Regions from separate parts of the Mus musculus genome. Here region 2 is linked to region 1. The links are chromatin loops, found by intact Hi-C in ENCODE. Cell type or tissue: gastrocnemius. All regions are shown on one strand. Links, peaks and the distances in the headings refer to the core of each region. The heading gives the core; the rest is flanking DNA.

Region 1 (8,336 bases), core at 208-8,207:
AAAGATAATGCTGCTCTAAGTCCCACAAGTTTTAACTTCTCTACTGGATATTCACTGGGAAACGGGCGGAAAAACAAAACCAACTCCAAGGTCAAATATTTCTAAAAATGTACTCATTGTCTAGTTATATTGTTTTAACACAGATGATGACATTAAATTATTTATCTAGTGTGAAAAAGGAAGAGTGCATGCTGTCTTGCGCAAACTTTAAGGAGTAAGTTTGTTATTTTAGAAAGTCATTTGTCTGTCACAGTGCTCTTTTTGGTGTCTGAAAGCAATTCAGTAGGACAATCGGAATGGACAGTGGTGGCAACTGTGCTGACAATGATGCACCCACTGGTGCAGAGCTCCTGACTCTAGCAATACTGAGAATTAAGTGTGGACACAAATCCTGCAGTGCCGTTAACCTTGTAGGGTAGGGCCCGAGGCACCGCAGGCCTAACAAACTACCAGCTGCTTCTGGTGCTATCGATACATAGCATCACACAGGAGCAAAGTCTGAGTGTAGCAGCTCAAGTACTGAGCTGCGAAATAATTTTGGTTTTTACTAAAGCACTAAAAAAACCCTGTTCAAGTGTTTTATAAAAGGAGGATATAAGGCCAGATGTGGTGGCGCACGCCTTTAATCCCAGCACTTGGGAGGCAGAGGCAGGTGGATTTCTGAGTTCGAGGACAGCCTGGTCTACAGAGTGAGTGTGAGTTCCTGGACAGCCAGAGCTACACAGAGAAACCCTGTCTCGAAAAACCAAAAAAAAAAAAAAAAAAAATTAGAGAGGAGAATATAGGATCAAGAACCAACAACTGGTGATATTTTGCATACACATTTAACTATGAGAAGACATGTTGGTAGTGAGGTTGAGAACCTCAAGTTTAAGGTCAGCTTGGGCTACCGAGGGTCTCTCCCTGTCTTAAAAAACCAAGACAGTGAGACATTTTCAGAACCCTATTGTCAGACAATAGTCTTATGCAAATGCCAGAATATACTTACAGGAAGACTCCAAGGACACCATTAAGCAAGGTAATTTTGAGACTGTTGTTGCAGAGTTGGTCATAGAACATTTGTATGTAGACAGGGCAGTAAAAAACAAAACAGAAATACAGGAAGAATATGGATGAATCTTGGCCAGACTGAGAAAACAAGCTACAGAAAGATTCATACATCGTGCTCAAATAAATGTAAGACCATCAAAAATACACGCGCACGCGTGCACACACACAAACATGCACACACGTGTTCAGGTATCTAGATGCTGCTTATACGAACACTGACAGCAAGGAGTCTGGCAATTTAAGGTTAACAGTTGGTGTGGGAGAAAGAGAGTAGCATGTGGGAGAATTTACAAGACATAGGGAAAATATCCTTTTGATTTGCAGTTGTATTTCTTTCACTAGGTGAAAGGTACATGAATCCTCATGAAATTTTATGTCACCAAAATTAAACAGCTACACTGCCATTTTACAGGGACTAAAGCAAAACTGAGTATAGACAAGGCACAGAAGACTACTTCAACACCAAGAATTGAAGACAAGTCAAAAGATGTGGGTTCAAGTCTCAGTTCTTACTGTCTAACTTAAGGCTATTTAAGTAATTAATTTCTCTTGTTTTTATTTACTTAATATGTAAAAGCCAGAAAGCCAACCCCCCCCCCCCCCCACACACACACACAAGGCTGGGGTAGACAAGGCCAAGTAGTGAAGGATTCCTAACAGGGTAGGAAAGGGAGACATTATTTTGAGACTTACAAGAGAAATCACTTTAGAGTGGCAGTGAAATAAACCAACAAAGTCAGGAAACCTAAATTTCCTTGTGGACACTGCTACACACCAATACTGACACACGCAAACACGTTTATCAATTAATAAGCACCTCTAAAAACTCAGCCGGTGGGACAATTTTAAATGAGAGATTTAGATTTTGTTTTATATGTATGAATGTTTTGTCTCCATGCATATTATATGCACCAGACCTGGTGTCCATGGAGATCAGATGAATGAGGGTGTCAGGTGCCCTGGAACAGGAGTTAGCAATGGTTATGAACCACCATGTGGGTCCTACGAAGGGAACAGAGGTCCTCTGCAAGAGCAACAAGTGGCACATTTTAATAGTTCTGGATTATGAATGTGGACACGGATTCAGCCAAGAACCGCATGCCTGGGGTTGTAGATCAATTCAGTGATAGACTGTGGACTACTGAGTTTATTAAGCTACTAAAACATTATCTTGTCCCAGTACTTTACGGTAAGTCTATGCGTTGGGGTGGGCAAGAGCCTGCTTTTTCAGCTGTCGTTTTATCACAATGCAAAATGAGCGATGGTACTCAAGTAAACAAACCACTTATTAACCAGTGTATTGTACACCAAGGGACAAATTTAAAGCTTCCTAGCCTACTGAAAATCTAATCCTATCCTTGCCAATTAACCTTATTAATACTAGAGTAGGAGAAGAGAGAGAGGTCAAAATACGGTGAAGGCGCTACTAATTTCCTCCAAGATCTGAAACAGTAACGAAGGCATAGCAGATATTGTATCCATTTTCAACTTCCAACACCTTCGCCTTCTCCGTTTTCCATTGGTAAGACACCGGCACCGATAACAATGGTGATATTCAAAATACTGCATTGGCTACGAGTAGATTTATTACCCAACTGAATCCATGCGCCAAGTATATGGACACACATTCTCTAAAATAAGTGTTGATTGAAAATCCCCGTTAATGTAAACAAATATGTCAATCACAAACCGCACCTAATTAATTCTACTCAAGACTTAGTAGTTTTAGGTACTGCCCCAAGATGTCCAAAATTCTCTTTATACGCTGAAGGTTTGAAAAATGTAAATCCTAGGGATCAAGCAGTATATACTGCACAAGGAATGGAATACCTTTCATAAACTATCAGAAAAAAATTAAAGGTCACCCTTTCCGCGGGGCCCCGTTATTCTAATCCTTACCAAATCTGCTTCACATTGCCTTAAATCAGAGCAGCACTGATGAAACTAAATATCCTGCTTTTGACAGAAAAATCACCAAGATTAAGGCTCTGAACGTTTTCTTCTTTCTCTCTCTCTCTTTCTTTCTTTCTTTCTTTCTTTCTTTCTTTCTTTCTTTCTTTCTTTCTTTCTTTCTTTCTTTCAACAGAAGCGGAGGGAGGTTAAACTCTCCGAACGTCCTCCACACACTATAATTTGACACAACTTTCCTGGTTTAATATTAAATACAATTTCAAACAGAACTCTCCAACTTTCAATTCAAATCCAACCTCTCCCTCCTTGAGTTCTCAATCAGAGATGATACAAGTTCAAGCCATGGAAAGCAGCTCCCGCGACAAGCGGAGCGGGATACCCAGCTCAAGCTCCGGGCGGACTCCATCTAAAATCGAGGCTGGCGGGACCCGGACACCGAGCCGAGAGCGAGGGCCCGAAGTGGCCCAGATCCAGGGAGGGGAGCGGCGGCCCGACCCCATCTTGCGGTCCTCCCTGCGGGCGAGGAGGCCCGGGACGCACGGCTCTCCGCTCGGTAGCTCCGCTCCGAAGCCACCCGGCCTGGTCCCCAGCTCAGAGCGGCGACCCCCCGACGGCCCAGCAGCCCAGCCCCACGCACCTGCAGCTGGGCGGCCGCGGCCGCCAACGCGCTGTCCTCCGCGGGGCGCCGCCCGCCGACTCTGCGCCCGCGGCCCGGCCCGGCGAGGACGCGAAAGAGAGCTGCGGTGCCCGGGCGCGCTTCGTGGGGCCCCTCCACGCGCGTTCGCGTTCTGCTGACTAACGGCTCCGCCGCGAGGGGCGGCCGCCGCCGGGGCTCTCCGGCCCGAGGTCCCGCGCGGCCGTGGTCGCCGTCCGCAGCGCAGGGCCGGTGCTGCCTTCTCCGCAGCCCGCCTTCCTTGGCACCTCCGAAGGCCGCCAGGCGGCGGAGCGCGCGGCCGCGGCGGGCGGGAGCTGGGAGGGCGGCGGGGGGCGGGGGGGCGAGCGGCCCGGTTCGAGCTGCTCAGTGACTGGAGGAGGGCGCCGAAGCTGACCCGGGCTCCGGGCTGCAGGCGATCAGGGCACCGGCCTCGCCCACCTTCCACCAATCACAAACTGCGCAGCGGAGTCGCTACGCTACGGAGCCGGGAGACAGGTTGGGAGCGTTCGGCAGGAGGCGGGGATTGCGGAAAAGAAGAGCCAATAGGAACGGGGAATCTCCGTCCCTCCGCCGTGATGGACAGCCGCGTTCGAGCCAATGGGGGAGTTCTAGATTCGAAGAAAGCCGGACTTGCACCTTGGGTCCGAGGAAGGCTTTCCGTGAAGCCGGTAGTCGAGGATGTGCGGCAAGGCAGAGCCGAGCGTGACCTCCCTAATGAGTCACGTGGGCCGACCTGGGGCTGGGACGGAAAGAGTAGAAGAACTTCTTCCGGGTCACTGTCCTTAGTCTCAATCTGGGGCGGGAACGTCTTTACTCTTTCCTGTAACTTAAAGGCTGCACCGATTTACAGTGCTTGAGATTTTGGTGATGAGTTCCCAGAAAGGCAACGTGACTCGGTCCCGGCCTCAGAAGCACCAGAATACGTTCACCTTCAAAAATGACAAGTTTGATAAGAGTGTTCAGACCAAGGTAGGCCCTTGCCTGTTGTTCTGACTGCCATCCCAGGGGAAAAAAAAGTGACAGAGAGAGGAAAGGGGACAGAGAGAGGAAAGGAGAGGAGTTGGCGAGCGTGGACTGCAGCCCAGTTAGTCTTGGCTGCAGTGCAATCGTGTCTCAAATATTCTTCCCACGCCCTTTCTTTGGCTTGGCTCTGTTCCGTGAATCTATCTGATGGTCAGCACATCTCAGTAGTGGCGCCGAGACTGGATAGGGCAGCTTAAATTCATCCAACCTAAGGTACCGATGGGGCGATTGACGCCTTGGATGCTCCCACCTGGATCACGCCCCCGCAATAAGAAAATGAAATGAAGGCACTCGTCCGAGTGTCTCTTTGCAGCGACTGTTTTTCCGAGAACTCCCAAACCCATAAGTTTGTAGGGAGTACGATCTTAGCGTCACTGTCCTTATCAACAAGATGTTATTTCAGTTTTGTGTTGGAGCAAACGTTTTGGCTTGTGTAAAAATGGTTGCTTGCTGTCTATACAATTAACTTAGCAGGACCTGTGTAAAGTGGAAGAAAACTCAGACTGTTTGTTACTTGAGATATGTATGACTAGTGATTCTGTGAATAGCGATCCCCTTCCCCATAACTGAATGGGGAGCGGATAAAGGCCTTTAGTCGTCCTGGAGGCCAGCTTACATCAGATAAAGTTAATATTTACAGAAACAAGAGCTCAAATTTCCTAAGTTTGTTCCTTGAAGTAATTTAGTAATTTCTGTGACCTTTAGCCTCAGATAAGAAATCTGATAGGATTATTCGGAAGCTAACAGAAGAGTAACTAGTCTGGGACATAACAGGTGGTCAGCAGGTGATTACGTTTAAAACATTAAAAAGGCAATCCATAGTAACTTGTACTCTGTCTTTCTCTTTCATTGTTTCTCAGATATTTAATAAATACCTTTCACGTGCAGGGTTCTAGACCCCTGGTAGACAGTGTTCAAAACTATTGATTCTGCCTTTACGGAGCTTGTAATTGTCTGAGTAATATGGACAGTCAGTCAGCAGATGGATCTGTAATTACAAATTTCAATAGAAGTTGCTAAAGGGAAAGGCAGTTCAGTGAAGAATAAAAAAAAATAGTTTAAGCAGGGCCCTCAGACCACATTAGCAGACACTCGTCCATAAACCTGCTTTTCCTGTATTTTAGAAAAATATTATGGAGAGAAGTTGGTAAAGAAAATGGATTAATCCACAATTTGGCCCGAACAGCAGTGGGAATAGTAAAGTATAATTTCCTCCCACTGCTCTGTAGCCATCTTAAAATCTGTGGAGAGCCTTGAAAGTAAGACTAGACCATACTTAAATATAATTGTGAGATACACTAATTAGACCTTTCCCCAGAGGAAGGAAACTGGGGCCCCAGGTTGTCTCAGCTCTCTATTCTAAAGACAGTTTTTAAATTTAAGACTGGACAGATAAAAATGGAGAGTTAGAGAACGTTCCCCTCTCCCCACTTCACCTCTACCTGGTTTTAATCTTTTGAGACAGGGTCTCACTATGTAGACTAGGCTATACTTGGAGTAATTCTCCTGCCTCAGTCTTCTGACCATGCCTAGCTACAATAGATGTTTTGTTAGGATGCTTATGTAAATAAAGTGGTTCTTTTCTCTCATTTGAATATATTTTTGAGGAAAGAGGAAAGAAGCTTGCTCTAGTCTTCCCAATGGCCAACAGGGTTAGCATACGCAGGACCTTCCAGCTTGATAGGAGGACTACCTAACAGTCAAGTGGTGCATACCAAACTCTGTAACCTGCCACTTTCTGAGCTTACTGAAAAGAGGCCTGCCTTTGTGGTCTTCGCTTCCTTTCTGGAGAGGAGATGGTATGTAATGAAACACAACTGGTGGTGTGGAACATTGTCATCTGGTCATGCCATGGTTAGTGACCTGTTGAACCCTTGGCACCTGTGATTACCTGTGAGACACCTGCATAAGATTGGGCCTAGTAATGGTCTGTCATGGAGTAGGTAGGACCTTAAAAGGCATCATCTCCCCTCAAGTGTATGCGTAAGCTATCTATGGTTGATGGATGGATGTTGATACAGTCATTTTCTTCAGTGGGGTAGCCATACAGCATTTGTCCTTGTTCCTGGAAATAGCCCATTTTTTGGTAAGAAATTGTAATTCATTGGTTCGCTGAACTGGACCCAGGGAGAACTGTTTTTTTATACCTTTGGTCATCTCTCCAGAAGTTCATGTGACTGCTGTAGTAGAAGAGAGACCCCACCCATACTTGTTCTGTCATTTTTACTCTACAATTCTGGGTTACTACTATCTCTGCTCTTAACTTTCCAGTCAAGATGGTTGTAAGGATCATTTAAAAAAAAATCTTAAGAAATAGAGACATGCCAGGAGGTGGTGGCGCGTGCCTTTAATCCTAGCACTTGGGAGGCATAGGCAGGCAACTCTCTGAGTTCAAGGCCACTCTAGTCTACAGAGTGAGTTCCAGGACAGCCAGGGTTACACAGAGTAAGCCTGTCTTGAAAAACAAAACAAAAGAGAGATACAAGTGGCTTGTCTAGACCCATTCGGCCTTTCTAGAGGGCACTGTGATGTATGGGGGGACATGGAGAAATGGGTGAGTGGCGAGTTTCAGAGACCATTATCAGACACAACGGACTGAGTAGATTTTTGTCTTTTCATTAAGTGAATGGCATGATTGTGGATCAGTTTGTAGCCTAGATACTGAGTTCCAGAGCAGCCAGGGATATGGAGAGTGACCCTGTCTCAAAAACCAACTAAGCATGAAGGGAGAGAGAAATACAAGTGTGAGCCAAGCATAATCATGTGGTCATCTATGTGGATTCAAAGTTGCTCAGGCCCTAAGAAAATTAATTAGATCAATTAATTATAAGAAATGCATAGTTTTTGAAAGCATTGTAACAAGTTTATAGAACATAAAGATTACTTTTCTCAAGCCTACAGTTCAGGCGTAGTCACTGTTAACAGTTTTATGTACATTTGTAGTCTGTATACTAGCCTGGCCTAGAACCCATTGTGTAATCAAGGCAGTTCTGCCTCAGCCTCCCAGCAGCTGGGATCACCTGGGCCACCACACTCAGCTAATGTCAAGGTTTTTAATCATTTTAAAACATTGTATGATACAAATATAGCGTTGCGTATTTAACCACTTACATTTAATAAACAGTTGAGTTCTTCACAGTTCCTTACTGTATAAAAAGAGCTGACGCTGGAAGTGGCGGTACATGCCTATTACCCAAGCACTCTGGAAGCTAGGCAAGAGCACAGTGAGTTTAAGGCTAGCTTGGGGTAGATAATGAAACGTCTGTCCCTTAGTGTCTTGTATCAGACATGGTGCTACATGGTGAGAGATTTGGGCTAAGAGCAATACATATACATATATGTGTGTGTATGGTGTGTATGTGTATGTATATCTGTGTATATATAAATATGTGTGTGTGTGTACATGTATGTATACACACTACTTTGACTGAAGCTTATAATTTGCAGGGTGACGTGACAGAAATTAATCAAATAGTCTTTCAAGTGTGTCAGTGCCTGTGCTTACAAGAGCTATGAAAGAAAAGTCCAAGAGTATTTAACTAGAAGTCTGGAGTTTGGAGATTAAGGAACATTCTATTAAGATCTGATGGGTGAGACACTGTACTAAGTGAAATGTGAAATAGGAAGAGCATATGCCATTCTCTAGAAACTGCCGTTTGCTTTATATCTGTGATCAGCATTATTTTTGTTAACATTT
Region 2 (8,336 bases), core at 259-8,258, 56 kb after region 1:
GAAACCCCCACTTAGGAATCTTTTAATTATGATGGATATCAAGAGTTCTCAAGTGTTTGTGGGCATAAGAATTCATTGAAGAATTTAGCAGACTCCTGGGGCTCACTCCCAAGATTTTGGCCATGTAAACAATACGTGGAGCATTTAGCAAGCTATGCTGATGTGTAATTCTTAAGAGTCACCTTTGTTGGAGCAGATGGATTGAGACTGTAAACAATTGAGCCATTTTCAAGATTTACATATAGATCTTAACACTGATAGCGCCCTCGGATACAGTGTTAACCCTGCATTGGCAATTTAGTAAAGATCTACTGATTCCAGAGGTCTTCAGCGTGAGACAAATATTTATCAAAAAGAAAACATGCTTGTTAGTTGCTTGAATTCTCAGATGACCTAAACTATTTTAGGACATTAAGAAGTTAAAGTTGAGAGACTTTAATGGGAGTGGGCATGGGATAGGGGGTTTGGCAGGGAGGATGACTGGGAAAGGGGATAACATTTAAAATGTAAAAAAAAAAAAAAAAAAAAAGAAATTAAAGTTAAAAATTAAATGACCTCAAACTTAAAAGAAAAAAAAAGAAAATGTTATAGATTGGGACTTATTCCTCGTGGTCCTAATGATATAGTCTTAAAGTATAGAATAATTTAGTAAAGCCTTTTAGAATAATGTAATCCAAGTTTACCACAGTTTTAATAGCTTTTCATTTAGCTCTATGTCAAAGGCTTTTATTATCTTAAGTTTTGCTTACAATCTAATTTCCCACAGTTGAGGCCCTTTGTATAATTTCGTACAATAAATGATGTGTTCGAATAGTGGCTTGCATCCAACATAGCACACCCGGCCAAAGCAGTTCCATGTGTAAGAGGTTTATTGGGGAGGGGGGGAGGTCGCGCAAGGTGGTGGCGAAGAGAGAAAGGGAGACCAGAGGGCCTTTCTTTATATATGGGTGATGGTGGAACACAGGTAAAGGTGGGAGGTGAGCCAAGTGGATTCTGGGAATATAGTGGCTGTTGCCTTGACAACAGGTCTGCGGGTCCTGCCTATGTGATGTCACGGGTTTCGGAGGTCCTGATACCAACAATAAAGCTCAGCCTTGCAGTGAACAGCTGCAGTATAGCCTGAGGTTTAGCTGAAGTTGTTAGATCAGCGGCTCATGGAAGATAAGAAATTGTAATTACCCAAGAATTGCTTGTCAACTTAGGATCAGGCCTACCTTATGCCCACTGCTGGCAAACACTGGTCTGCTTTCCTTCCCTGTCCATGGCATTTCCCGAATGCCAGATGTAGGGATTCCACATTGTGTGACCTCTTGCTGAGGAGGCGTCCACTGAAGGGGTGCAGCTGGGTTTTATGCACTGACCAGCTGAAAACATCTCGGGGGTGCTTCATTTTACAACTTTAAAGTTGAGCCATTGTTAATATTCAGTGTTTTGTATGGGCATAGTGTTCATTTTTCTTGAGTAAAGCTGTCCTGGTGAGGTCATTGGGTGGTAAGTTAAGGATATGTATGTAGAGATGTGTGGGCTGCAGGGGCTGCTGGACAGATGACTTGGTGGCCAAGAGCACTTGATGTGCAAGTGCAACGCTGTTTGTTTCCAACCCCAGGGCAAGGGACTGAGGTACATATTTCATATATCAAAACAGACCTGGCCTCCAGGTTCTCCCAGCATCCCTCAGTCCCTACCTGGCATACCCTGCCCCAACCTTGAACTTTCCAACCCAGGGACTGGGCAGCCCTTTCCCGGGAGACTCCTTCCTATATAATCCAGACATATCTATCTATCTCTCTCTCTCTCTCTCTCTCTCTCTCTCTCTCTCTCTCTCTCTCTCTCTTTCTCTCTCCCCTCCTCCCTCTCCCTCTTTCCCTCTCTCCCTCTGCCCCTCTCTTTTCTTCTTCTCTTCACTCTCTGTGAGTGTCCATTCTCTCTTTTTCTCCCCTCCTCTCTCCCCATGGCATCTCCCCTGGGGCCTTGGGGCCTTGCTAAACCTGCCTTTAATATACTCTAATGTGGCGTGAATTGGCTCATTTGACCTATCAAGCGCCTCAGCTCTGATCGTAGCTTTCACATTAGAGAAAATGGTTACTTGCCCCATAGGTTCCTTTAACTCCAGTTCTGTGGGAGTAGAGACAGGAGGAGGATCATTACTGGCTGCCAGCCTAGCTCCAGGTTCAGTGAGAGACCCTGTCAGAAAGGGGAGGAGAGGAAGAGAGTGATGGAGCAGGGCACCAATGTGCTCTTAAGGAGAGTTTGCAGATGGGCATATCGCCCTCTCCCTCTCCCCCCTTCCTACCCCCTCTCTCTTCTCTTTCTCGGGGGGAGGGGAGGCATGTATAGGGTTGAGACGGGGTTTCTCTGTGTAACCCTGGCTGTCCTGGAAGTCACTTTATAGGCCAGGCTGGCCTTGAACTCAGAGATCCAGCTGCCCGTGGCTGGAAAGGGCTAAGATAAAGGTGCAGGCCACTGTGCTTTCCCCAAGTGTGCTGAGCGTGAAGCTTTTATACCAGCAGCACTGGGGAAAAGTCCCAGTCCCAGCCCCACACTGCCTCCCTCTGCAGTCTCAGGACTTCTCTTCCTCATTTACACCGAGATGAAGCTTGGATTCTTTACAGGGGAAAAAAAAAAGCTGAATTAGGAAGAAAGTCTGCAAAGTTAAACACAAGATTGTCAGAGAGAGAGGCACTGGGAAATAGTGAGTCGTGCTAGTGCTGTGTGATGTTTGAACAGTACAGGACGTACAGTACTTCGAAGGCCTTTGGAATGGCATTGCTTAAAGGGCTTCTAAGAAATGAGAGTACTTTATTATTAACTAAAGCTTAAGCAGTAAAAATCAGAATCTAATTTCCCCCTCCTCTTTCAGTGTTAAATGTTTACAAAAGACAGTAAAGGACTCTTACCACATAATGTGTAGACCATGTGCCTGTGAACTTGAAGTTTGTGCCAAATGTGGAAAGAAAGAAGAGATCGTTATTCCGTGAGTACTGCCTTTTACACTGGAATTTGTGTCTTGTAGTTAATCCATGAGCTTTCTCTTAGACAGCACTGACAGTTCAATATAAGCACTTTTCTACATAGCAGGAGAAGGGTCACAATTTTATTAAATTTTCTATAATACTATAAAATGACAAATATTGAAGAACATCAGCTCTGGCCTCGAGCTTCATATTCATCACCCACTTCACAGCAATCCTCCCTGAAGGGCTTCTTTCCTGACTCCTTGGGCCCATTCTTCTGACAGCAGTTAGAATCTGCTGACTCCAGGTTTAAGCTAGTCCGTAGGAGAGCTCTGTTCTCTCTGGAGACTCCAATAGTAGACTTGTAAAGGCTTTATCGCTTTTAGATAAAGGAAGCCTGGGAATTCGTTTTCACCTTGTCTTCCTTTTCTTCCATTTAGGTTTAATAAAGAACCAGACGCTCCAGAAAACACTGAAAATGAAGGTTCTGGCCATAGAAGACGCTGCGGACGGAAGGAAGACAGTGATGAGGACTTAGACGCTGAGTCTGACTCGGATGGCGAGGATGGAGACACTCAGGCCTGACAACACCAAGTCAATTGCAGAGGGAGTCAGAAGAGGCTCATGAGCAACATTGGTTATTTATAACATTTGAGTAACAGAATCTTAAAGGTTTTCACAGTAACACTTAAGCTGTATATACAGAATATGTGTGGGCACACCATGGCATGTTGTATAAAACCTATAGAAATTGTTTAGAAAAACATTATGTCAAATTATTCAGTGTTGAGAGTTGGTGACTGCATCAGCACTATCCATGGAAAACTAAGATGACTAGCTCAGCGTACATGTCTGTAACCTGACCTCGGGTATGTGACTCATTAGCAAGAGCCCCCTTACATCGCACAAAGCAAAACAGCTTATTTTTATACACACTACACACACGTACAATCATGTGTAATGATTTTCCTTCAAAAATGTTTTTATATGCTTCATTCCATTTTTTTAACCTTCTCCTAGTTTGGAAATATACACTTAGAAAAATGTGTAGACTGTATAGTTACTGTCTAGAAAGGAAAACCCAACCTTCATACTGGAGTGGAGATACTTACAGTATCAGAAGCTCCTGTGAAGTTCTCCCTCGAAAGGTTATCCTTCCCAGAATTCCATCCTCCGGAATTATCACTTTATTGCCAGTGTTTTCACCTGTAAACAGTGTAAGTTAGTGTCACGTGATTATTGAAGTCTGTGTCCTTGGGTTTAAAACCCTAGAGCCACAGAATAGTGGCCAGGTGATATGATGGGCTTTTCCACACTCTAGCTAGAGTCATAATTTCAATGTTTTACTGTGTTTTCTGTGTGTCTTAATCTCTACAAATGTATATATTACACACATGTGCATGTACATATGTGTGTGTATATTTGCTGAGCCATTGAAATAAATGGGAAGCTGTGGTTTTGCACTTGTGTGTCTTGTTGTTGTTATAAAAACTTGGAGACTGATTTTCCTGATCCACACAATACCTATGTAAAATGAACCAGAAGTAGAGATTTTATTGAAGATATTTTAGTTTAGGCTTAAACTCAAAGCCTAAACTTAAGAGAGGGGGGCTCAGAGGAAAGTAAGACATCTCTCTCGTAAGAGTACGAGTGTGGGCTTTGAGCACACAAGTATGCACCAACTCATGTATGGACATGAGCTCCACGTGGGAGAGCAAGCAGGTAACTGCCTTGGCATTAGCCATACGTACTCATGGTTGCATCTCAAGTTTCCAGAGTGTAAAATCCCATGGCCAAAGCAGCTTAGAGTATTTGGGTTTCTAACTCCTTCCGGGGGTCAGAGTCCATCCTGGTGGTGAGGCATGGCAGCATGCAGGCACGACAGCTGGAACAGGAAGCTGGAAGTGACCTGGAAGTAGGGCCATCCTTTAAACTCCCATAGCCAGCCTCCAGCTACATACTTCCTCCAACAAACACACCGTCCAGATTCCCCAACCATTGCCACCAACTGGGTACCAGGGGTTCAAATACCTGATGTCTGTGTTCTCATTCGAACCACTACAGTAAAACGGCTTTTTTTCTTTTCTCTCTTGGTGAGGTGCCCTGCCCTGAGTAGTATCGTAATCTGGTCATGTAAAAAGAGTACCCACTGCACAAGGTGCTTAGTGCATGCCCTTCCTACATAAAGGGAGTGTCATGGTTTGTATATGCTTGGCCCAGGGAGTGGCACTATTAGAGGTGTGGCCTTGTTGGAGTGGGTGTGTCACTGTGGGTGTGGGCATAAGACCCTCACCCTAGCTTCCACTAGTAGCCTTGAGATGAAGATATAGAACTCTCAGCTCTGCCTGCACCATGCCTGCCTGGACACTATCATGTTATTGCCTTGACAATAATAGACTGAACCTCTGACCCTGTAAGCCAGCTCCAGTTAAATGTCCTTTATAAGAATTGCCTTGAGCCGGGCATGGTGGCACACGCCTTTAATTCTAGCACTCGGGAGGCAGAGGCAGGCGGATTTCTGAGTTCGAGGCCAGCCTGGTCTACAGAGTGAGTTCCAGGGCATCCAGGGCTACACAGACAAACCTTGTCTCGAAAAACCAAAACCAAAAAGAACAACAACAACAAAAAGAATTATTCTTTCTAAAGTCAGGCATAGTGACACATGCTGTAATAGTTGTCTTTGGGAGGCAGAGCCAGGCGGATCTCAGGTTTGCGGCTAGCCTGGTCTACATAGTGAACTCCAGGCTAGTCACATTACACTGGAAAAGCACAGGATTATTCTTTCTTGGAGTTCAGTATATGGAAATGAAATGAAACATGTTGCATCTTATTGTATGACTCAGTATATAGTGAAAGTTGCCCTGCCTTGATATTCAGCAGATAATATCAGAACCATTGCAGCTGAATACATCAGGGTTATTACAGAAGTTCCAACTATAATCATACACTTCAGAGACCCTTTTAAGGAATCCCTTTTCCTGGAACATTGTGATGCATTTCCTTCCCCTGGCTTACACACCTGGGTTGTTTGTTTGTTTGCTTTGTTTCTCTCTGGGTTCTTAGCTGATCCGGATCGTCCATTTCCATGCTGACCAGATACAGACCTGTTAGTCGAATTTCCTTCTTTGCAGACTCTCTTGCAGCTAGAGGTAGATAGCCATGTGAGGGGAATCTGGGAAAGAAGTATCAAGAAACCGAAAACAGTTTGGCTCTTCCTGCCTAGGTGTGATGTGAGAAGACAGGACTTGAACCTGTAGCCATTGTGAGGAAATGCATTGAGCTGCAGAGACGGTGTCCCAGTTCCATGGTGTTGAGCTGCTAACCTTGAGAATCTTGGGCTCACAACCTCCCAGTTCCTTTGAGGTAAATAAATATCTTTTCTTTTTTAAAAGATTTATTTATTATTACATTTAAGTACACTGTAGCTGTCTTCAGACACACCAGAAGAGGGCATCAGATCTCATTACGGATGGTTGTGAACCACCATGTGGTTGCTGGGATTTGAACTCAGGACCTTCAGAAGACCCGTCAGTGCTCTTAACCACTGAGCCATCTCTCCAGCCCATAAATATCTTTTCACAAGCTACTGCCAACCAGAAATCCAGTTATTTGCAGCCAGAAGCATTCCGGCTGACACCAAAACAATTTTGTGACACCCGTTCTATTGCACTTACATCTATGGTAGCAAGAATAAATTCATATATTAAATACGATTGATTGGCAGTGAAGCCTTGTGAATTTGAATGCTTGCCTTCATGAAAGAATCCTCATAGATTAAATTGCTACTAATCACATGGTAGCAGTTGTACTCATAGATCCTAGGCATTTGCATACATTAACACATTTAACTAAGATTGCCCTTGTAGTGATGATCTGTTAATGAATGGAGCCAGTAAGCAGTGTGCTCTGCTGTGGGGCAAAGTGTTAAGGAGTCAGAGGATCAGGAATGGGAGCCCAGTGAGCTAGAGGTGTGGTGCTCAAATAGATGAGGAGTGAGAAGTGATTTTTTTAAAGTGACCCCTTGAAGAGCCCATCTGGTGGGCTAGAGAGATGGCTCAGGGTTAAGAGCCATCTAACTCTGCTCTTCTGGAGGACCCAAGTTCAAGTTCAATTCCCAGCACCCATATGGCAGCTCATAGCTGCCTGTAACTCCAGTTTCAGGAGACCCAAGAACTTCATACAGATAGACATGCAGGTAGAAGAATGCACATGAAATAAACATAAATTATTTAAGAAAGGGGAGAGAGAGGGAGGGAGGGAGAGAGAGAGAGAGAATCAAAGACTCATTTGTGCAAAGAGGGGCAAGAGACATGAGAAGAATGTCCCAGGCAGGGAAAACCCACTGGGAAGCCTTGAAAGGAAGGCTGTTGGTCTGTTCAGGATGCTTCGAGGAGAGATCTGGTTACCTTAGAGCCCTTAAGAGATGAAACCAGCGTGTGACCACAGGCTACTCTGAGTAGAGTGGCACACTCCTGTAGTAACAGTGCTAAAGAAGTAGAGGCAGGAGGGGCTGGAGTCAGCCTCTGCTATACCCTGAGTCTGAGGCCACTCTGGGCTACATAAGACCCCTGTCTCATAAAACAAAACCATTTTTATCTTTTACTGTTTTGTTTAGACCTTTGACTGATTTTACCAATGTTTTCTTTTTTTTTGTTTTTTGTTTGTTTGTTTTGTTTTGTTTTTCCAGACAGGGTTTCTCTGTGTAGCCCTGGCTGTCCTGGAACTCACTCTGTAGACCAGCTTGGCCTCGAACTCAGAGATCCGCCTGCCTCTGCCTCCCAAGTACTGGGATTAAAGGCATGCACCACCACTGCCCAGCCTATGTAATATTTTCTGAGCCCCTGAAATCTGTTGGTATCTTTACTATCAGACTCAGAGAACTGCCATCAAATATCTTTGCAATTAGTGTTTCTATTCCTTTTTCGGGACTCTGGGATGTGCCGATTCTGGGAGATCTATCAGACTATATCCTCTATACTTCAGCAAGTTTCCTCGTTGCCTTTCTTTGCATCTGGGAGTCTTGTAGAGAGTGGTAAATTAATGTCTTTAATGTAACTTTTAAACCTTTCACAAGTCGTAAATCTCAGACAGTGAATTTATAATTCTAGAAATACCAGCTTGATCTTTGAGATTATAACTATATAAATTCCCATCATGCCTATTTTATACAGGTTTTTCTGTTACCTCTCATGTAGTAATCATAGTTGACTGCTATCTGGGGTGATTAAGGTATATCATGAACATCCAGGAATCCATGCTGGAAGCATTGGCCCTAGTATTGTGGGTTTGAAGAGGCAGGCCCTCTTTAGAAGAGGGCTTACTTAGTATAAGCTAATCTAGTCACAAAGGAACCACCTTGCAGGGAATTGAGTGAGTTCTTAA

What was found. Hi-C counts contacts between places; a loop is a spot of excess contacts. Peaks named below come from ENCODE experiments on the same cell type or tissue, not always from the same donor. Only the 100,000 strongest peaks of a DNase experiment are listed, where the experiment ranks them.
Region 2: it touches region 1 in a loop (2.0-fold over the local background); 3 of 42 quality-filtered maps call a loop at or near these places.

The regions. Positions count from the first base shown.
Region 1 is chr19:21,648,856-21,657,191 of GRCm38, reverse strand. 1110059E24Rik (RIKEN cDNA 1110059E24 gene) reads left to right here and starts at 4,401. Exons shown (of 4, transcript NM_025423.2): 1 at 4,401-4,585. The coding sequence starts at 4,484. It overlaps Abhd17b (abhydrolase domain containing 17B), which reads right to left and starts at 3,883. Exons shown (of 4, transcript NM_146096.3): 1 at 3,599-3,883. In gastrocnemius, for the core only: a CTCF peak has its summit at 3,896; DNase peaks (open chromatin) are centred at 3,506, 4,122 and 4,716; H3K4me3 peaks cover 3,901 bases; H3K27ac peaks cover 4,218 bases.
Region 2 is chr19:21,593,393-21,601,728 of GRCm38, reverse strand. It overlaps 1110059E24Rik (RIKEN cDNA 1110059E24 gene), which reads left to right. Exons shown (of 4, transcript NM_025423.2): 3 at 2,861-2,974; 4 at 3,395-4,416. The coding sequence ends at 3,539. It overlaps Gm38486 (a long non-coding RNA gene), which reads left to right and starts at 5,550. Exons shown (of 3, transcript XR_003952926.1): 1 at 5,550-6,317. In gastrocnemius, for the core only: no CTCF peak of the experiment used is centred there; no DNase peak of the experiment used is centred there.